Regions from separate parts of the Homo sapiens genome. Here region 1 is linked to region 2. The links are chromatin contacts, found by Hi-C in ENCODE. All regions are on one chromosome and are shown on one strand. The core of a region is the stretch at or near the end of the contact, and the rest is flanking DNA. Distances in the headings are between cores, read along the strand shown. Region 1 has its middle 39 kb from the start of LSM14A. Region 2 holds the start of PDCD5 (programmed cell death 5).

Evidence for each region. Hi-C counts contacts between places; a loop is a spot of excess contacts on that map. Pooled maps may share reads with other maps.
Region 1: a map of CD8-positive, alpha-beta T cell shows a loop between it and region 2 (9-fold over the local background). The contact joins the enhancer-like site here to the promoter of PDCD5 in region 2. A Hi-C loop is called at or near these places in 2 of 168 maps with a recorded cell type or tissue (CD4-positive, alpha-beta T cell and CD8-positive, alpha-beta T cell) and 7 of 50 pooled maps.

Annotation. Positions count from the first base shown.
Region 1 is chr19:34,131,260-34,136,708 of GRCh38, forward strand. No RefSeq gene overlaps it. Among named protein-coding and RNA genes, the nearest start is that of LSM14A, 39 kb to the right of the region's middle. RefSeq lists a silencer at 3,100-3,509 and an enhancer at 3,493-4,028. Within about 2 kb of position 3,577, at least 38 of the 41 ENCODE cell types and tissues checked have a DNase peak (open chromatin) inside an H3K27ac peak, as active enhancers do; they include CD4-positive, alpha-beta T cell and CD8-positive, alpha-beta T cell, where a contact is called at or near this core.
Region 2 is chr19:32,579,249-32,584,843 of GRCh38, forward strand. It overlaps PDCD5 (programmed cell death 5), which reads left to right and starts at 1,942. Exons shown (of 6, transcript NM_004708.4): 1 at 1,942-2,079; 2 at 2,947-2,984. The coding sequence starts at 2,014. RefSeq lists an enhancer at 1,392-1,481 and silencers at 1,692-2,421, 1,767-1,943.

The DNA of each region.
Region 1 (5,449 bases), core at 2,327-4,826, 1.6 Mb after region 2:
CAGGCTGGAATGTAATGATGTCATCATAGCTCACTGTAGCCTCAACCTCCCAACCTCCCCAGCCCAAGTCATCCTTCCAGCTCAGCCTCCCAAGCAGCTGGAATGACAGGCACCAACCACCACATCAGGCTAATTTTTTAATTTTATGTAGAGATATTGCCCAGAGTGGTCTCAGACTCCTAGGCTCAAGTGATCCTCCCACCTCAGCCTCCCAGAGTGCTAGGATTACAGGCATGGCACTGGCCTCCAATCTGATTATTTCGATAAAAGTAATACTGTGGAAAGCCGACTAGCAGTAGCTGCTAAAATTAAACATATACATACCTTACGACCCAGAAATTTTACTTCTGCCAGGGCCTAGTGGTGCATTCCTGTAATTCTAGCACTTTGGGAGGCTGGGGTGGGAGGATCTCTTGAGCCCAGGAGCCGGAGGCTACATTTTGAGCTATGATCACACCACTGCACTCTAGCCTGGGCAGCAGAGCAAGACTCTGTCTCAAAAACAATTTTTTTTTAATGTAAAAAGAGTGTGAAATCTTTGGGATTTCCTCATGCACTCATATATTACATTTTATGGGGTTCACACAAACTAAACTTGGTAGTAGTACAATTATTTGATAAGAATATATTTTAGCTCCCTCTCCCTCTCCCTCTTTCCACGGTCTCCCTCTGGACTGTGCTGCTGCCATCTCGGCTCACTGCAACCTCCCTGCCTGATTCTCTTGCCTCAGCCTGCCGAGTGCCTGCGATTGCAGGCGCGCGCCGCCACGCCTGACGGGTTTTCGTATTTTTTTGGTGGAGACGGGGTTTCGCTGTGTTGGCCGGGCTGATCTCCAGCTCCTAACCGCGAGTGATCTGCCAGCCTCGGCCTCCCGAGGTGCCGGGATTGCAGACGGAGTCTCGTTAACTCAGTGCTCAATGGTGCCCAGGCTGGAGTGCAGTGGCGTGATCTCGGCTACAACCTCCACCTCCCAGCCGCCTGCCTTGGCCCCCCAAAGTGCCGAGATTGCAGCCTCTGCCCGGCGGCTACCCCGTCTGGGAAGTGAGGTGCGTCTCTGCCTGGCCGCCCATCGTCTGGGATGTGAGGAGCCCCTCTGCCTGGCTGCCCAGTCTGGAAAGTGAAGAGCGTCTCTGCCCGGCCGCCATCCCACCTAGGAAGTGAGGAGCGCCTCTTCCTGGCCACCATCCCATCTAGGAAGTGAGGGGCGTCTCTGCCCGGCCGCCCATCGTCTGAGATGTGGGGAGCGCCTCTGCCCCGCCACCCCGTCTGGGAGGTGAGGAGCGTCTCTGCCCGGCCGCCCCGTCTGAGAAGTGAGGAGACCCTCCGCCTGGCAACCGCCCCATCTGAGAAGTGAGGAGCCCCTCCGCCCGGCTGCCACCCCGTCTGGGAAGTGAGGAGCGTCTCCGCCCGGCAGCCACCCCGTCCGGAAGGGAGGTGGGGGGGTCAGCCCCCCGCCCGGCCAGCCACCCCGTCCGGGAGGTGAGGGGCGCCTCTGCCCGGCCGCCCCTACTGGGAAGTGAGGAGCCCCTCTGCCCAGCCAGCCGCCCCGTCCGGGAGGGAGGTGGGGGGGTCAGCCCCCCGCCCGGCCAGCCGCCACGTCCGGGAGGGAGGTGGGGGGGTCAGCCCCCGCCAGGCGAGACGCCCCGTCAGGGAGGGAGGTGGGGGGTCAGCCCCCTGCCCGGCCAGCCGCCCCGTCTGGGAGGTGAGGGGCGCCTCTGCCCGGCAGCCCCTACTGGGAAGTGAGGAGCCCCTCTGCCCGGCCAGCCGCCCCGTCCGGGAGGGAGGTGGGGGGGTCAGCCCCCCACCCGGCCAGCCGCCCCGTCCGGGAGGGAGGTGGGGGAGTCAGCCCCCCGCCCGGCCAGCCGCCCCGTCCGGGAGGTGAGGGGCGCCTCTGCCCGGCTGCCCCTACTGGGAAGTGAGGAGCCCCTCTGCCCGGCCACCACCCCGTCTGGGAGGTGTACCCAACAACTCATTGAGAACGGGCCATGATGACAATGGCGGTTTTGTGGAATAGAAAAGGGGGAAAGGTGAGGAAAAGATTGAGAAATCGGATGGTTGCCGTGTCTGTGTAGAAAGAAGTAGACATGGGAGACTTTTCATTTTGTTCTGTACTAAGAAAAATTCTTCTGCCTTGGGATCCTGTTGATCTATGACCTTACCCCCAACCCTGTGCTCTCTGAAACATGTGCTGTGTCCACTCAGGGTTAAATGGATTAAGGGCGGTGCAAGATGTACTTTGTTAAACAGATGCTTGAAGGCAGCATGCTCGTTAAGAGTCATCACCATTCCCTAATCTCAAGTACCCAGGGACACACACACTCTGCCTAGGAAAACCAGAGACCTTTGTTCACTTGTTTATCTGCTGACCTTCCCTCCACTATTGTCCTATGACCCTGCCAAATCCCCCTCTGCGAGAAACACCCAAGAATGATCAATAAAAATAAATAAATAAAAAATAAATAAATAAATAAAAAAGAATATATTTTATTGGCTGGGCACGGTGGCTCGCACCTGTAATCTCAGCACTTTGGGAGGCTGAAGCGGGCGGATCACCTGAGGTCAGGAGTTCGAGACCAGCCTGGCCAACATGATGAAACCCCATCTCTGCTAAAAATACAAAATTATCTGGGAGTGGTGGCGTGCGCCTGTAATCCCAGCTACTTGGGAGGCTGAGGCAGGAGAATCGCTTGAACACGGGAGGCGGAGGTTGAGCCGAGATCGCGCCACTGCACTCCAGCCTAGGCAACAAGAGTGAAACTCTGTCTAAAAATATATTTTTTTAAATTTGTTTTGTATCAAGAAAAAAATACGAAAACATAACTTTATTGTAGCAATCTAATGCAGGTGTCTTTTAAAACTATCTTTTATTTCCAGATGGGACTTGGGAATTTCTTTGTTTTATTTTTTAAATACATTATCTTTCACAAACTCGGGGAGGAACAACTGTTTTTTAACCAAAAACTCCTCACCCAGGAACAAGCAAACTGCCTGAGAGCTGCATCTATTTTGCAATAGTGCCCCTGAAGCGCGCACGACGCCGCAGGGTAGGCGTCCCGCTCCTGACTGGACTCGTGGCACGGTCCTAAATTTGCAGAGGGACCCAGGGAGGATCAACCCACTCGACACTGGCAATGTCCCCACCTTCCCTAGCTGCAAACTGAAACCAGCAGCCGAGCCTCCCGCTCTAGAGGCGCGGCGAGGGGCGTGGCCGCGGCTGGGGTGGGGCTAGGGGCCGGGTCGTGCCCCCCGAAACTGGGCCGTGCCCCCCGCCCACCTCACTGCGCCTGCGCCCGAGGGCGCGGGGCAGGCTGGGAAGTAGCGTTAAGGTGGTGGTTGGGTGCTTTGCGGGTCACTTGTTGCGCTGCCCGCACGTTTGTCGCGGCTCCTGGATGCCTCTTTGGCCGCCTCGCCTGTTCCGGCTCTCTTATCTGCCCAGTCTTCCCGGCCCCTGCCCCGGACCCTCCTGCGCGCCCCTCCGGCTGCCTGTGTGCGACCCCAGCAACCGGCCCGGGGTCTCGCCGGCGCCGTCAGGTCATCGTCCACCCGGCTTGTTCTCAGCTTACCGAGAACGCCCCAGCCCCTGCGCTCCTCCTGTCTTACTTGTGTTGAGTCATTTAATCCGCTTTGCAATTGAGACATTGAAACGGAGACGCTCAGGAACGTGCTTCAGGTCACAGATCCAAGATGAGTTAGGGCCTGGAATTGAGTCGGGCTGCCTGCCACCATTCCACCTTGCATGTCACACCTGGACGAATACCCTGTGCTTCACCTAAATTCGCCTAAATTTTCACTATTTCTTTTTATTTTCTTTTCTTTTTTTTTTTTTTTCTTGATACAAGGTCTTGGTAGCCCAGGCTGGAGTATATTGGCGTGACCAGAGCTAGCTCACTGGAGCTTTGAACTCCTGGGGCTCAAGTGATTCTCCCGCCTCAGACTCCCAAATAGCTGAGGCTACAGGCGCAGGCCACTACACCCGGCTAATTATGACATTTTTGTAGAGGGGGCGGTCTCACTATGTTGCACAGGCTGGTCTCCAACTCCTGGGCTCAAAAGATCTCCCACCTCGGCCTCCAAAAGTGCTGGGATTACCGGCGTGAGCCACCGCATCCGGCCTGTTCACTATTTCTTTTTTCTTGACTTTCTTCTTTTTTTTTTTTTTTCGGAGGCAGAGTCTCACTCTGTCGCCCAAGCTGTAATGCAGTGGCGCAATCTCGGCACACTGCAACCTCTGCCTCCCGGATTCGAGTGATCGCCTCAGCTGGGATTACAGGTGCCTGCCACCACGCCTGGCTAATTTTTGTACTTTTAATAGAAACAGAGTTTTGCCATAATGGCCAGACTGGGCTTGAACTCCCGACCTCAAGTGATTCACCCTCCTCGGCCTCCGTAAGTGCTGGGATTACAGGTGTGAGCCACTGCGCCTGGCCTGTACACTATTTCTTAATCCCTGCCAGGGCGGTGTTATCTTTGCAGCTGAGAGTTCTAAGTGACTTGACAAAGGACACTAGCGCAACTTTAATAGCAAAGCCTGGGCCATTTCCACCACCACATGTGTGGCCTGTGTTCTTTCCCACACCTTTTAAAATTTTAAACAGCCTTATTGAAGTGCTGGTGTAAAGCCTGTACATATTTAAAGCATACAGTTTGCCTTTTACATATGTGTGTATACATCCCTGAAACCACCACCACAATCAAGAGAATGAACATAAAAGTTTCCTTCTGCTCATTTATAATCCTTCCTCCCAGTCACAGCCTACCGTATCAGTCCCTCAGATAACAGTGAATCTGCTTTTGGTCACCGTGGATTAGTTTGCGTCCTGTAGAATTATATGTTAAGGAATCATATACTATCTGCTTTTTCTCAGGGTAGAGGACAGTTACTGAGGCCAAGGGGTCACTTCATGATGAGCATAGAGGCCAATACTATGGCATGAGATTTTGAGAAAAGGAAAGCTTTATTGCCAGTTGACCAGCAAGGAGACAGGAGGCCAGATCAAGTCTATCTCCCCATGCTGGCCTTAAGGCAGTACATTTATTAGGAAGGTTTAGGGGATGAGTTAGGGATCAACAGGTAGAAAGAAAGGGGAGGTCTGGAAAGTCCTTGGGCATGCACAGTTGTCTCTTGATGGGTTGCATGTGCAAATCCAGGATGCGAGAGTGAATATGGAACATGCTGCGGAAGTTCAGACTGTGATGTCAGCAGCCTCTTTCTGCACAGACTCCAGTTGGCCATGTTGGTTCCAACTGATTTCAGCCAGTTTCGTTCTCTTATAATTAAAGGGAGTTTCTGCAAAATGTTTCTTGTCTTATCTGCCATCATGTAAGCTCAAGAATTCCTGGCGGGGTGTGGTGGCTCACGCCTGTAATCCCAGCACTTTGGGAGGCCGAGGTGGCTGGATCACCTGAGGTCAGGAGTTCGAGACCAGCTGACCAACATGGTGAAATCCC
Region 2 (5,595 bases), core at 692-3,191:
GGCCATTCCTCAACACAGAATTATCACATTATCCAACAATTTCTCTTCTGGGTATATATCCAAAAGTGAAAGCACAGACCTGAACAGATATTTCTACACCCATGTTCATAGCTGCATTATTAATAATAGCCAAAAGGTGGATGCAACCTAAGTGTCCATTGTCAGATGAATGGATAAACAAAATGTGCTAGGTATATCCATACAATGGAATATATTCAGTCTAAAGAGGGAAAGAAATTCTGCCACATGCTACAACATGAATGAACCTTTAAGACATATGCTAGGTGGAGTAAGCCAGTCACAAAAGGACAAATATTGTATGATTCCACATATACAAGATACCCAGAATAGGCAAATTCATAGAAACTAGAATGAGAATGGGTGGAGACTGATTATTATTCTCAGACCCCTCCCACCCCCACCCATTCCCATTAGAGGCCCCTCACACCAACCTAAATCTTTACTGGGTAGAGTTCCAGTTCAGGATGATAAAAAAAAAAAGTTGTAGAGATTGATGGTGGACAAGGTGGTTCATGCCTGTAATCCCAGCACTTTGGGAGACCAAGGCAGGTGGATCACTTTAGGTCAGAAGTTCGAGACCAGCTTGACCAACATGGTGAAACCCCATCTCTACTAAAAAATACAAAATTAGCCGGGCACAGTGGTGCACGCCTGTGGTCCCAGCTACTTGGGAGACTGATGCAGGAGAATCGCTTGAACCCGGGAGGTGGAGGTTGCAGTGAGCTGAGATTGAGTGACAACTGCACGATAATGCATTTCATACCACTGAAAAGTACACCTAAAAATGGTGAAAATGGTAAATTTTGTATTGTGTATATTTTGCCACAATTAAAACACACAGGCCAGGTGTGGTGGCTCATGCCTGTAATGTTAGCAGTTTGGGAGGCTGAGGCAAAAGGATTGCTTGAGCTCAGGAGATAGAGGCCAGCCTAGGCAACATAGCGAGACCCCATCTGTATTTTTTTAATGTAAAAAATAAAATAACACACACACAGACAAACAAACAGAATCTGTATGAGTCACACGTTTAGGTAGCTGAATATCCTCTCTGCCCCCAATTCCCCCAAGTCAAAGGCAGAAGGGATTTGTTCCACCAAAGAGTTTACACCAGCCACAGCTGCCCACTGCAGTATCCTCCCAGGAAAAGCCCTTTTGTGCGTGGAGGAGGCAGATGGCGAGGAGGCAGATGTGCACTTTTTTTTTTTTTTTTTTTTTTTTTAGAGACAGGGTCTGGCTGTGTCTCCCAGGCTGGAGTGCAGTGGCGAGATCAAGGCTCACTGCAGCCTCGAACTTCCGGGCTCCAGCGATCCTCCTGACACAGCCTCCTGAGTAGCTGGGACTACAGGTGCACATCACCGCGCCCAACTAGTTTTTTAAAATTTTAGTAGAGATAGGCTCTTGCCATATTGCCCAGGCTGGTCTCTAACTCCTGACCTCAAATGACCCTACCGCCTCCCGAAGCGTCGGGACCACAGGCGGCGAGCCACCGGCCGGCCTCTGTGTGCACCGAGGAGCCGGGCAGCCACCGCCACGATCCAGCTTTAGGACATTTCCATCACCCCACTCAGCCTTCCTGCGCCCCTGGTTCCTCATCTATAAATAGAGATAATATACGCCTAACCCTCTAGGTCACCAGCACATTGCACCCATAATTATTATACTTGTTGATGCCACACTTTCAGGTTTTAACCTTTCCAAAGCGCAGCCCCGCCCCAGCGCAGCCCAAGTCCCTGCACGCAGAGGCGCCGATCACGGGTGGGAGGTGGATCCCGGAGGCCCCGCCCCAGGCCCCGCCCCTCCGTGCGCCCAAGCTCGACCGCCTGAAATCGGGGAATCGGGCCTCTGCCGGCGCCCTGGCAGCGGCGCGGGGCGTGGCTCCGGGCTGGATTGGTGGCGCCTGGGCCCCGCGAGCGCCTGCGCAGTGGTCAAGGCCGCGCTCGCGCCGAGGGGCTGCGAGAGTGACCGCGGCTGCTCCAGCGCTGACGCCGAGCCATGGCGGACGAGGAGCTTGAGGCGCTGAGGAGACAGAGGCTGGCCGAGCTGCAGGCCAAACACGGGGTGAGCGCATCAGCCCCCGCCAGGCTTGGCCCTCGCGGGGCGCCGCCCTCGCCCGGAGTGTAGGGCGCGCCTCCGGGGCGGAGGCTCTGGGCGCCTCCCCGGGGCCCCGGTCCCCTGCGCTGCCCTGGCGGCCTCGTGGCCGGCTCAGAGGTGGCCTCGTCGCTTTCCTCGTCGCGAGGGGCCCAGGAGGCTGGCGGCGGGGGCCGCCACGTGCGGGACCTGCCCTGGCGTTGGGGTGTGGGGTCCCCTAGCCTGGAGCGGGCTCGTCCTGGCGGGCCTGGATCCAAGCACAATCTCAGCTTTTGGAGCCAGCAGCCGGACCGAATTCAGTTTTTCCGGAGTTCAGTTGTTATGACCCAAGTTTAGCCGACAGGTATTGAGGGTCCGCTGTGTTCCCGGTGCTGAGAGCGCGGCAGGGTCGGAGGAACGCTTGCCCCGCCGGGATGACAGGGAGGGGCCGCCTGGGAAGCTTGGATGGATCACACGCCCGGAGAGGCGTTTCTGATAAGGGACCGGGACCTTAGGGACGGAGGGCGCAGTCTTTGAGTTATCGTTGTCCCTAATACCGAGGCCCGTTTTATTTTCCAGAAATTATTCCTACATGTGAAACACGGTTTCGTAATACAGGGATTCCCCTCCCCAGGGTGCTCTGTATTCCAAAGCCTTCTGAGGTTGTGGTTTTAGACGTTCATCAAAACGTTGTAAGTGGGAACTAGTTCATTGATTTCTGTGAGGCCCAGTTTCTTATTTGGGGAGTTGTTTCTACCACCGCAAGAGACTGTTATGTATAGGAAACAACAGAACCGTTCCTTTTTCCCGCCGCCTCCCGTGAAATTTCTCTATTAAATTTAAGTTTTTTTTTTCCAGGATCCTGGTGATGCGGCCCAACAGGAAGCAAAGCACAGGTATGGGCTGGAAACGTGAACTTTTTGAAGGGTGGTTTCACCAAATGGATTTCTTTTGCTGTAGTTATTTTAAGCAGGTGTGTGACTCAGATTTTTTTGTTTTGCTGGAATGGTGATTTGGCCAAAATCATCCGCAGGGTATCTTCATTATTGTTAAATAAACACGTGTGCAGCTCCACATCAGACCTTGTATTGCAATTACTGGTTGATGTTTCTCTGCTACAATGTGAGTACCTTAAAAATGAGCCTGATAATAGGCAGCTGTGGCAGTTTCCTCGGCTGTGGGGGTGACGTGAGTCCGGTGCCTCACTTAGTAAGTGCTCAATAAGTGTTAACTGGTAAGCTATTCTGATTGTTTTATCCCAACACAGCGCACAGCACCTGAGACAGATGCAGGTAATTGATTCGGTGGCAGGTTTATTGAATGAGTATGTGATTACCCTATCATGCTATCATTTTTTAAAAATTGTGGTTAAATAAAATTTCACCATCACAACCATTTTTAAGTGTGCTCTTCAGTAGTGTTCACACTCTAGAATGTTTTCATCTTGCAAGACTGAAACCTTTAGCTACTGGACAATTCTCTATTTCCCCTTCCTCACCTTCTTACTCCTCCTCTCCAGCAAATATTTATAGAGCACCTGCTCTGGGTCAGGCACTGTGCTGGGTCTACAGAAATAGGAAGGGAGGGTTCGGGAGAAGACAGACGGTGAGAAGTATCTGGAGTAGTGATAGGAAGTAAAACGACGCAAATTTCATTGATTTCTGCCGTGTACATCTTTTCATTGTCACATATCTGAAATCAGGATGCCTTTTAAAACAGATTGCTCTTGCCCCAGATTCTTCCAGAGGGGATTTACTTTTGACTCTGCTATCACTTGAGTACATTTCTGAGACCATTGAAAGTTAAATTCTCTGCTTGAGGTTTTCCCCTGCCTCCTGCCTAGTAGTGTGAATTCAGACAGCAACCCTGTAAGACTGAACTTTTTTCTTCTTTACGTCAGGGCCAGGTGCATGCAAGCTTTTGTACTGCCCCTTACTGCATGGCATATTTATTTATTCTTTACTTTGTACTGAGAATGTTGCTCTTTGATACCCCAGTGGTGGGATCAGAACTCACTGCAGCCTCAAACTCCTGCTGGGCTCAAGTGATCCTCCCACCTCAGCCTCCTGAGGAGCTGAGATGACAGGCGTGCACCACCATGCCTGGCTAATTTTTTTAAACTTTTTTTTTTTTTAATAGCCTCGCTATATCACCCAGGCTGGTCTCAAACTCCTGGCTTCAAGTGATCCTCCCACCTTGGCCTCCCGAGAAACCCCAGTTTTGAATGGAGATCTCTATTAGACCTCTCATTTTAGGGTTTTTCATTTTTAGAGATACGTAAAACTATGGTGTATCTTAGAATTGATGGCATCTTAGGGTTCTGTGATATAATAGTTTGTGGCAGGCCAGGTGTGGTGACTGAAGCCTGTAGACCCAGCTACTCAGGAGGCCGAGGGGGAAGAATCACTTGAGCACAGGAGCTTGAGCTGATCATAGCTGCAGTGAGCTGTGATTGCACCACTGTACTCCAGCATGAACAGCAGAGTGAGACCCCATCTTTTTTTATTGTTGTTGAGATGAAGTCTCACTCCATCACCCAGGCTGGAGTGCAGTGGCACAATCTTGGCTCACCGTAACCTCTGCCTCTGAGCTTCAAGCGATTCTCCTGCCTCTGCCTCCCAAGTAGCTGGGATTACAGGCACCCGCCACCATGCCCGGCTAATTTTTGTATTTTTAGTAGAGATGGGGTTTCACCATGTTGGCCAGGCTGGTCTCAAACTCCTGACCTCAAGTGATCCACCCACCTCAGCCTCCCAAAGTGCTGAGATTACAGGCATGAGCCACCATGCCTGGCCTAGACCCCATCTCTTAAAGTTTGTGGCAGGGCTGCAGTACTCAAACCATAAAGAAGTGGCCTATGGAAATGAGCTTTAAGCCACATTCCATGAACCGAAGGGCCTCTGAGCTGGGAGTGGATAGTGGGCACAGCCAGCCCCAGCTCTCCCTCTCAGTTGAGCCAAAGCATCTGTGCTCATTTGTTTTTAGATTTCTTAAAGGATTTCATTTGAAAGAAAAAAGAAACAAGTCCATGAGACCACTGTCCTGTGAACGTGAACTACTTTCTATTTGGGTAGGTAGGAAGAAGTGAGGATAGTTGCAAAGTTATAATTTCATTCCCCTTCCCCACCCAGAAAAATAGAACTGAGAGTCTTAAAACATGGAATCTGGCTGTAGCTTGGCCACAGTTACCTATGTCTCTTTAGCATAGCCTCCTGGATCTCAGCTTTATCTCTAAGAAAATGATATAGATTAGTCACATGGTCCTTCTAATTGCCTGAAATCCCACTATAAATTTCTAGCACCTGTCACGCAATAGGTACTTAAGAAATGTTGGTGATGGTGTTTGAACTGAGGCTCCACTCTGATGAAACTGTAAAGCTCACCTTCCAGCCTGGTAGGTTGTCACCTGTGTAATATAAAGCTGGTTCTTTGAGGGCAAAAGGGGATTCTACTTGAATGTAGCTGCAGCCTTATGTACAGCAACTACCATAATGCAGTTTGTATACC